Regions from separate parts of the Homo sapiens genome. Here region 2 is linked to region 1. A link is a contact called in ENCODE Hi-C or POLR2A ChIA-PET data. All regions are on one chromosome and are shown on one strand. Each heading gives the region's core, a stretch centred on a gene start or an enhancer-like site at or near the end of the contact. The rest is flanking DNA. Distances are from core to core; before and after follow the strand shown. Region 1 overlaps RGL1 (ral guanine nucleotide dissociation stimulator like 1). Region 2 holds the start of COLGALT2 (collagen beta(1-O)galactosyltransferase 2).

What was found. Hi-C counts contacts between places; a loop is a spot of excess contacts on that map. ChIA-PET counts read pairs that join two places held with the same protein, here RNA polymerase II (POLR2A). Pooled maps may share reads with other maps.
Region 2: a map of HepG2 shows a loop between it and region 1 (2.5-fold over the local background). The contact joins the promoter of COLGALT2 here to the enhancer-like site in region 1. A Hi-C loop is called at or near these places in 1 of 168 maps with a recorded cell type or tissue (HepG2) and 4 of 50 pooled maps. POLR2A ChIA-PET finds 5 or more read pairs at or near these places in 1 of 52 experiments (activated CD8-positive, alpha-beta memory T cell).

Annotation. Positions count from the first base shown.
Region 1 is chr1:183,840,021-183,844,978 of GRCh38, forward strand. The region is part of intron 2 of RGL1 (ral guanine nucleotide dissociation stimulator like 1); the gene reads left to right. Among named protein-coding and RNA genes, the nearest start is that of RGL1, 37 kb to the left of the region's middle. RefSeq lists an enhancer at 1,768-1,817. Within about 2 kb of position 2,717, at least 18 of the 41 ENCODE cell types and tissues checked have a DNase peak (open chromatin) inside an H3K27ac peak, as active enhancers do.
Region 2 is chr1:184,035,901-184,040,780 of GRCh38, forward strand. COLGALT2 (collagen beta(1-O)galactosyltransferase 2) reads right to left here and starts at 1,828. Exons shown (of 12, transcript NM_015101.4): 1 at 1,195-1,828. The coding sequence starts at 1,457. RefSeq lists a silencer at 1,551-1,640.

The DNA.
Region 1 (4,958 bases), core at 1,467-3,966:
CATGTGGAAATGTGATTGGATGAAACGGGTATGATCTAATGGTAATAGACTAAGGGGGAACCCAGCAAGGCCTGTCTGTTCAGATTCTTCCTGGCCACTCTTTGTAGTATTCTTCTTTCCCCCTGGGTGTGGGCCAGGACCCCTATGGAATGAGGGTCTTATGATCTACTATCAGACAAGGTAGGTCAGAGAATTTATGGTCAGCTTCTAAACAAAAAGGTGAGGGAGGTTAGAGCAATATTTCCAGGCTTTAAGCCTTGCTTTAGGATAAGAGGGGGTTCTAGTTTCTATGACTCACCTTGGGAAGGAGGAATCCTGGTTTCTATGATTCACTTCAAGGGAGAAAGAAGTGTAGGAGACAGGAGGGCAGGAAAAGGTCAGAGAATTTGCTTCTGAGGCTGCTTCTGAGGCCTTCCAATTCCTTTAGTTCAAAGTCCTCAGCATGTCAAAGTTCCATACTTTGGGATAGCGTTTTCATGACTTTTTTAATGCTTGTTTCTCTGCCTGCTGTGCCCTCCCCAACATAGTTAACTCTCATTCATTATGTGAAACCCAGTGCAGGCCAGGTATGGTGGCTCATGCCTGTAATGCTAGCACTTTGAGAGGCCAAGGTGGGAGAATCGCTTGAGTCCAGGAGTTTGAGACCAGCTTGGGCAATATAGCGAGGCCTTGTCTCTAAAAAATAAATAAATAAATAAATAAATAATAAATAAATAAATAAATAAATTAGCTGGGGTGGTGCGTGCCTGTAGTCCCAGCTACTTGGGAGGCTGAGGTGGGAGGAATGCTTGAGCATGGGAGGTTGAGGCTGCATTGAACCCTGATTGCACCACTGTACTGCGGCCTGGGCAATAGAGATGGACTGCATCTCTAACAAACAAACAAAACAAAACAACCCAGTGCAGACAGAACCTACTTAAGAAGCCTTTTCTGACACCTCCTTTACACTGGGCCCCTCTTGGTGCTTCCCTCCATGTCTTGCCTCTCTCTCCACCATTTTACTCACATTTTATTGTAATGGTTTCTTTGTGTCTGTTTCCTTCACCAGACTGAACAACTTGGTTGCCAGAACTGCATGCTATTTACCTTTATATGTCTAGTACCTTGCACAGTGCCTGGCACATAGTACCATTTAGTTAATATGTAGCTGAATAAGTAGATGAATAAATGGAAAAGACAGCCATTGTGTATGTGCTAGTAGCATAAAAATACAGGATACACAATTACATTTCAAATTCAGATAAATAACAAATAGGTTTTTTTAGTATGCATAGATCCCAAACATGGAATGGGACATACTTATACCACATAGTATGTAATTATTCATTATTTCTCTGAAATTAAAATTTCACTGGGCATCCTGTAATTTATCTGTCAACCCTAACCTAGCAAAAAAGTGACTTCCCACCCAATATTAGGTTAGCACAAAGGTGATTGTGACAAGTTTTGGTTTAAGTTTTGTTAAGTTTGCCACTATTTTTAATGGCAAAAGCCATAATCACCTTTGCACCAACCTAATAAAAGTTCACACAAGGCAGAACCTCATGTTGAGCTTGACATCATGGGCCCTAAAGTATTTTCTAGACTTTACCTTAACATCTCTGAGTGTCCTGTGTGTAAATAGTCACTGTAGTACTCAGGTGTATTGGCCTTGTCATGTTCTGCTGGGTGTCATTACATACATGATTTCTGCTGAGAGAATGATGCAAATTTTGTTGCATGGCAAAGAAATTTATGCAGTTGAGTAATATGGAGAGATGAGCAGAGCTTATTTGTGAGTCAGCTTGTGGGTTTTCCTATACAGGTGGAGTATCCTTAATCTTAAAACCGAAATTCAAAGTGCTCCAACATCCATGCTTATTGCAGTGTTTTGCAGTTTGGATTTTCAGAATGGGGATACTTGAATGGTAAGTATAGTGGGAATATTTCAAAATCTGAAAAATTCTGAAATCCAAACCACTTTCAGTCCCAAGAATTTGAGATAAAAGATCCTCAGCCTGTATTGTGGTGGTTTGTTGTTGCTGGATAGTGGTTGTAGGGCATATGAAAAGGAAGCATAAAACTTACTTTTGGTGTTTGGGGATGAATGTAGGGATTGGGTGTGGGTTTTAGATTTTTGGAGGGAGTTAACAGCTGGAATAGTACTCACTATTTACTTTGCTGCTCAGGCCAAGATGCCTGAGAACTGATATACTGAAGAGTGATCATGGTGTGGAGGACTCCATACTGTCTCCATCCTAATGAGGTTGTTTGCTTAACACGTTCCCTGTTAAACTATCAGATGACTGAATTATTATTTTGATTGAAGGGACTTTTTTTTTTTTTCAAATTAGAAACACCCAACTGGTTAACAGTTTATGTTTTAGAAGGTGAAAGAGTTTATTTTTCCATGACTGGAAACGGAATTGAAATATGGCATCTTTCATCTCTCACATGCCCTTTTTCCTCTCCGTCTCATGCCAAAATCGATAATTATGGAAATTACCTGGTAGGACACTTGGGCACAGTTTTAGATATTTACCCCATAGGACTCAGACATGTTCTCTTAGAAAAAGCTGGATTCTAAAGGCACAAAGATCAACCAAAAAAACAAACATGAAACATTTTTGTGGTCACAGTACCGTGATCTTGTCAGTAAAGCGACGGTCTATGATTAAATCCAGATTGAGCTGTTTCCTGTTAGCGTGCTAACCCACAGGACAGGCTCAGGCCTCCGTGTCTTGCTTTCTAAGTCTGGGTTATTAAGCACTTGTCTGACAAGGGTTCCACCCCTTTCGTCTTCAACTTAATAATTCAAAGTTACTAAGATAATATAAGCAAAAACAGGTCCTAAAGTCTCTTAAAACACTTACAGACCTATAGGAATCTTTTCTTGCAAAAATGAAACTTTTAACATTTTAGCTTCTCTTGTCGGGCCATATGGCAGAGTATTTTTTGTGTTTCCCCTCTGTACAGTTTCATTTCAAAATAATTTCAGTGGTAAGCAGATCATTTTAAGTTTTTGTTTCATAAGAAATGTACTCTATTTGAATGTTGGCAAATTAGAAGTCATCAGATCTTTCCCCTGCCATAATAAGCAGGTATTAGGATATTTAGCAGTTCTACAGAAAATGACATTAAGCAAATTCTCTGATAACTTAACATGCATTGTTATTTTGTGTGAGAATGATTGTAGGCACAAGAGCAATTCTATACTTATTTTATGATATTGTCATTGATGTTCACTTTGAAAATTATTTTTTAAATCTAAATTTTCAAAATATTTTATTAGTCTTCTGTTAGGTCATATGTGGTTCTTCCTAATGCACAGATGCAAACCCTGAGGAACAAATACTGTTAAAGGGACTTACAGGAATCATGTATGCATATTGAAATTTTTTCCGAGTAAGAAAGTACTGAAAGAGAGGGGCTGGGTTAATGAGAAACATAATTCCATTCCCAAGGGAGAACCCTGGCTTTCTGCCAAATCTCTGCTTTCTGGCAGGAAATGGGACCCACTTCATCAGGTCCTTTGACAAGCATTTTTCTCTGTGTTTGAATTTTGGGACACGTCAATACTCGGTGAAAAAATAGTTCTTTTAAATAATCATCACTTTTGATAAGAAGGATTTAGAATTAAAGTAGAGTTTCCATTGTAAGTAAAATAAGAATCGTCAAATTTCAACATTGTTTGGTAAGGGAACACTGTTATTATCACAAGGCGAGGAAGCTTGATTTAAATCAGAGTTTGACTATCCCTAACCACTGAGAAGCCATTCCTTTTATTGTTGTTAATATTTAACATTGAAGTATATTTTCATGTTTTTTTTTGTTTGTTTGCTTTTGAGATGGAGTCTCGCTCTGTTGCCCAGGCTGGAGTGCAGTGGCACAATCTCCAGCCCACTGCAACCTCCGCTTCCTGGGTTCAAGTGATTCTCCTGCCTCAGCTTCCTGAGTAGCTGAGACTACAGGCACGCACATTACACGTGGCTGATTTTGTATTTTTAGTAGAGATGGGGTTTTACTATGTTGGCCAGGCTGTTCTTGAACTCCTGACCTCAGGTGATCCACCCCCCTTGGCCTCCCGAAGTGCTGGGATTACAGGCGTGAGCCACCGCTCCCATCCTGAAGTATATTTTCTAACTGCTACTTTTGAATATCATGCAGGCTGACAATTATTTTGGCCAGGTCTTTTGAAGTGACAAGGTACAAAACACAAAACATCCTGACATTTTTGTATTAATAAAGAGATCAAAGGAATACACATTTGAAAATAAAAATTAACATTATATTTTATAATGTTTTGATTTTTCTTTTTTAAATGAAAAGTGGTAAATATGAGTTAAGTTTTAAATGCATTACAGTAATTTAATAAGCCAAAATTTTTCAAAGTATGTGCATTCTGAAGTTCTGCAAGATGCTCTCAGACTAAAGAGAAATCCATCTGGAAATGCTGCATACCATACCCCTCTCTTGGAGTTGAATAACACCGTTGGCATATGAGAAATTCTGCAGTAAAGAGATATCATTGACTTTGTTGAACTCTATAGTTCCCAAACTTGACCATAGGAGTTTTTTTTGGAACTAGTGTTTTACGGCACACACTTCAAGCAACAGTGAACCAAATAATTAATAACATGTAGAATTCTAAACCATATATCTTTTTCACTTATTGTTTCTGATAAAGTTAATTGGAACTTCTGGGGAACAGATGGGTACTACAAGGTTTGTTCTAAAACTACATATAGAGTGATAAAGAACAGCTATTAGACCCTGATCTGAGTCAACAGTCTTAAGAGGCCTAAAGAAATGTTTGCTATTTTGCCTGAACCAGATCCCTCTCCCTAGAAAACTTTCAGAAATTAAATAAAGAGATAAAGCCATCTACCACATAAGCTGGAGTCTTAATTTTAATTCCTGTTAGCGGTTTGACATGATGACATTAAGCTATTCTAACCCCCTTCTGAAAGCAGTTGCCA
Region 2 (4,880 bases), core at 578-3,077, 190 kb after region 1:
GAGCTGTACTATATCACATGTTTGCTTTCGCACCTTTGCACCTCTCCCACCAGGTACTCTGAGGCTGCCAATTCTAGCTGCTGCTTTTACTCCTCTTCCTCTCTTTGCCCAACCGCTGCTTTAAGGATGTGTCTCGCCTGAGAACAGCTCCCTTTATCAACACAAGACAGAAATTGCTCCAGAGTGACCTGGGCTCTGTCTTCCTCAGGGGGCCAGAGTCTTCTTGTCCGAGTACCTACCTGACAGCACATCTCCCCTGGCCAGCATCCACCTCCTTGTCCTCCACAACCCACTCAGCGGCTAACCTGGCCACCAACTAACTTCTCGCCCTCGGATCCTCGCGTTTATAAAAGGTGCGAGACGACCAAGTTCTACAAGGTGGGGCGGGCAGGCACCCGCACTTATCCCCTGGCCCTCCCCGCAGCAGACACAGGGACCAGGTCCAAGCTTCTTTCCTCCGGGGACAAAACTTGGCTGTTTATCTTTCCCAGGGCATCTTCGTCTCTCCCCGGGACGTGGAACCCCGATGCACCGGCAGGGACAGCCCGGAGCGCTCGCAGGAGACCAGGCCCACGGTGGTGCCATGGTTGGGCACACTCCGCGGGCTCCGCCCAATCTCCACCCCTAGGTCCAGGTCCCCCTAGGAGAGCTAGGAGCACATTTCCAGCCTGGAGCAGGAGCCCGGCACCGGAAAGTCAGAGCAGCGCACTGCGGCGCCCCAGCCACTGCGGAGCCCCTGGCCAACCGCAGTTACGTTCCATCTGTCGTATCTACATGGGAATACGGCGACAGGCACCCTATCCCCTCACGTCAGGGCTAGCAGTATGAGGTGGGGAAAGAGGAAACCTCGAGAGTTAAAAGCGAGGGAACTGAAAGTCCCCTTGAGGGGTGTCCCCCATGCCCCTTGTGGGACAAAGCCCCAATTCGCAGGCTACCCTCCAGAGCTCCAGCGGTCCGGTTCTCCCCATCAGCACCCTCTGCGCACACTGACCCGCGCGTCCCTCCGCAGCCTGACCGCCCGATCCGCCAGCCACCGGCGCGGGCAGCGAGGGGGTGTGTGCGCCAGATTTTCCGCGTGCCCCCCCGCCCCTCCAGCGGCTCCCTCGCCCTGCAGCTGCTGCTCCGGGCGCTGTCCGCGCTGGGCAGGCCGCCCCCGCGTCCCGCCGCGGCGGCCCGGGGCCCGTGCGCGCTCACCAGATGGCCATCCTGCTCTTGGGGTAGTCCAGCCGCTCCAGGCAGCCGAGGAAGTGCGGCAGCGTGTGCGCCGCGTTGCGGGCGAGGACCGCCACGAGCACCGTGGGGCTCTGCAGGGGCGACTCCGGGAAAACCACCGGCTCCTCTCCGTCGTCCTCCGAGTCCCGCTCGGCGACGAAGCGCGCTCGGCAGCCTTCGCGGAGCAGGGCTGAGGAGAGGAGCAGTAGCGACCAGGCGAGGGTGGCAGCAGGGCGCGCAGCCATGTTCCGGGCCGAGGCGGGCGGCGGGGAAGTCCTGGCGCGAGCGCCCGGCTGGGCTGCCTGAGGGCGGCGGCGGCTGCCGGGGAGCAAGGGGCTGCGAGGGGCGGCCGGGGGATGCGGCTTGCCGCGGCCGGCCGGCTCACACACTGGCCTCGGCGGCTGCGGTTCCCAGGACCCTCCCGCCGCCGCTGCACCGCCCAGGCCCCAGTGCGGGTGCGCAGCGTACCTGCAGCCGCTGGCGCTCCCCTGCGCCTCGGGCTCGCAGACAGTAGTGGCCGAGGGGCTGTGTGCCCTGAGTCCTGAGGAAAGTTCCTCTAGTCCAGGTTCCGCTCGTACAGCTGAGGTCTGTGGCCTTCCCTAGAGCCGCGAGTTGTGGCCCTGTCTGCCAATGAGCCTGTGAGTGTGTGTGTGTGTGTGTGTGTGTGTGTGTGTGTGTGTACATAACGGTACAACCCCAAGAAAATTTATTCTGCTTTTGCAAACCGCAGACTGAAGCCCTTCACAGTGATGCAATGTATCCAGTTTTCATAATGCACCTATTGACTGAGTAGAGTTCTAAAATGAAAAGTCTCCCCAACTATTCACGATTATGACAAACACTTGTTTAACCACCGCAAAGGCAGCATGTCGCATTTTCTTATATACTCAACTTCTGAAATTCATTCTTGACTGAGTAGACACCTAATAACACAAAGTTTGAAGACTTGGAGAATTTTGGAGCCAGATCAGACCCCGCAAAATAAAAGAAAGCCCTTGGGAGACACTGTCCTGAAGCCTCACTCTACTGTGAACCCAGTAAGCCTCCTCACAGGAGGGCTGTGAAAGAATAAATTCACTTAGCTGGTTTTCTTTTTCCGTAATAAGCCAATATGATAGAGTAACAAAGAGGGAAAATTCGCGCATGTTGGAGAGCAGAGAAGAGATAAGGAAGAAAAGAAGGGGTGAAGGAAGAACACAATTAGCACATAAAATGAAACTGCTGGCATACACTGCTAAAGGAGATTTACTTTTTTTTTTTTTTTTTTTTTGAGACAGGGCCTCACTCTGTTGCCGGGGCTGGAGTGCAGAGGCACGATCACAATTCACTGCAGCCTCGACCTCCTGGGCTCAAGCAATCCTCCCACCTCAGCCTCCCGAGTAGCTGGGACCACAGGTGTCCATCACCACGCCTAGCTAATTTTTTTTTTTTTTTTTTTTTTTGTAGAGACGGGTTTTCACCATTTTGCCCAGGCTGGTCTGGAACTCCTGGGCTCAAGTGATCTGCCCAACTCGGCCTCCCAAAGTGTTACGATTACAGGCATCAGCCACCATGCTCGGCTGGATATTTAGTTTTGAAGATATATTGTGTAGCCTTTGATAGATAAGTATGGAGGGTGTTTTGGTGCCAGTGCACATTCATGATCTCCAATCCCAACTCACCCTCAGGTCTGTCCCATAGTCTTTTTATTAGTTGTTATCAATCCTTCTCAGCAACTATTAGAAGTCTTCCCTACTGTCTTTTGAAGTATATCACCTCCTTCATCCAGCTCCCCCAACACCACTGTCTCCAACTAGCATCCCTACCAAGACCTTTCTTACTTGCAGGTGCCTCCTCACGACAGGGTCTTTGATCACAGACTAGAAAGGGAGAGGTCTCCCTTTCTAGCCCATGATTTTTCTCTATCATTCCACTCTCTACTGAATCTTCAACTGATCTCTATCAACTCCTTTCTCTCAAGCTAAATACTTGGTCAGTCTTCTCTTATCCGTTAAAAAAAAAAGAAAGAAAAGCTTTAAAAAAAAGTCCTGTGTCTTCTTCTAGTCATCCCTTTGCTTGACCAAGCTCCTTGGAAGAGAGATCTATACTTGTATTCTCCACTTCTTCATCTCCCATCTTTCCCACCACAGTGCAGTAAGGCGTCAGCCCTCCCCACTGTTCTGCAAAACCAACAGATGGCCTCAGCATTGGCAGATTCAGTAAACTCTTCCGTTCTCACCTTCCTGGACTTCGATTACATAATCTCCCATCCTAGATCTCCTCTGATACTACTTGTCTCTGAGCCAAGCCCCTTCACTGTGTGCCTCCCTATAGTGTGCTAGTCTTCCCACTCCATATGGTCTCCTGTGGTTATATCCTCAAAATCTATGTCTTCTGCTCTAATCTCTTCTCTAATCTTCATATTTTTTTATCGAATGGCCTACAGACATTTCCTTCCCCTCCATCCATTTTCAGGAATTGTTCCCACTTTCAAGGGGCTCACAGTCTTGTAGGGAAGACTGAGAGTTAAACATCTGTTAGAAGTACTGTAACAGATGTACCAGCTACAGTGAAGGGATAGAGGAAGATGTGGTCATTTCCACAAGGGAGGTAGTGATGGGACTGTTAGAAAGGTCCAGACAATCTCCATGTTGTTCTGTCTTTCTTGTTTCCCTTTCTTGAACTATGTCCCACTCATCTTTCAATACTAAAATCCGCACTCCTTAGCCAAACTTGGTTTGATAGTTATCATTTGTTCACTTTACTGCAAACAGAGGGAGTTTAAAGCTAGGCAACCACATTTCTGTCTTATTTTCCTTCTGTTACTGATATGGTCTGCCTATGTCCTCACCCAAATCTCACATCGAATTATAGCTCCCATAATCCCCACGTGTCGTGGGACGTAATTGAATCATGGGGGCAGGTTTTTCCCATGCTAGTCTCGTGATAGTGAATAAGCCTCACAAGATCTGATGGTTTTATAAAGGGCAGTTCCCCTGCACATGCTCCCTTGCCTGCCGCCATGTAAGGTGTGTCTTTGCTCCTCCTTTGCCTTCTGCCATGATTGTGAGGCCTCCCCAGCTATGTGGAACTGTGAGTCCACTAAACTTCTTTTTCTTTATAAATTACCCAATCTCAGCTATGTCTTTATTCACAGCGTGAGGACAGACTAATACAGTTACCTAAAGTCAACAGCTTATCTGAGTCTATTTTTTCAAAGAAAGGTGAAGCATCTAAACCTGTATGGTCTCTAATGACATTATAATGAAATCGGCTCCATGGAGTTCTCTTAAAATAACTACAACCTGCTCTGCTCTGTAGATGAAATCAAGGGTTTCCCAGCCACATAACCTACAAAACACCTATTTAAAACTTTTAATTGAGTGCTCATTTAGTGACTGAGAATATTAAGGTAATAACAGGGTATGCAACAGTAGAAGATCATTGTAAATATGGTTGGGAGGCAGTGGAGGGGAAGCCTGGGAAAAATTAAGTCCCCATCTTACTAACAGATTTGTTTCATAAGTTCTTCAGAAATCAGTAATGTGAATTTGGATGTTTCCCCCCCGCATAGGATTGATGTTATAAGACAGTTAATTTGAAAAAAAAAACTAATTTAAAAATAAAAGCCAATTATATTTTAAAATATTCATTGCTTATAATGCTCTTTCCATGGAAAATCGGCTGAA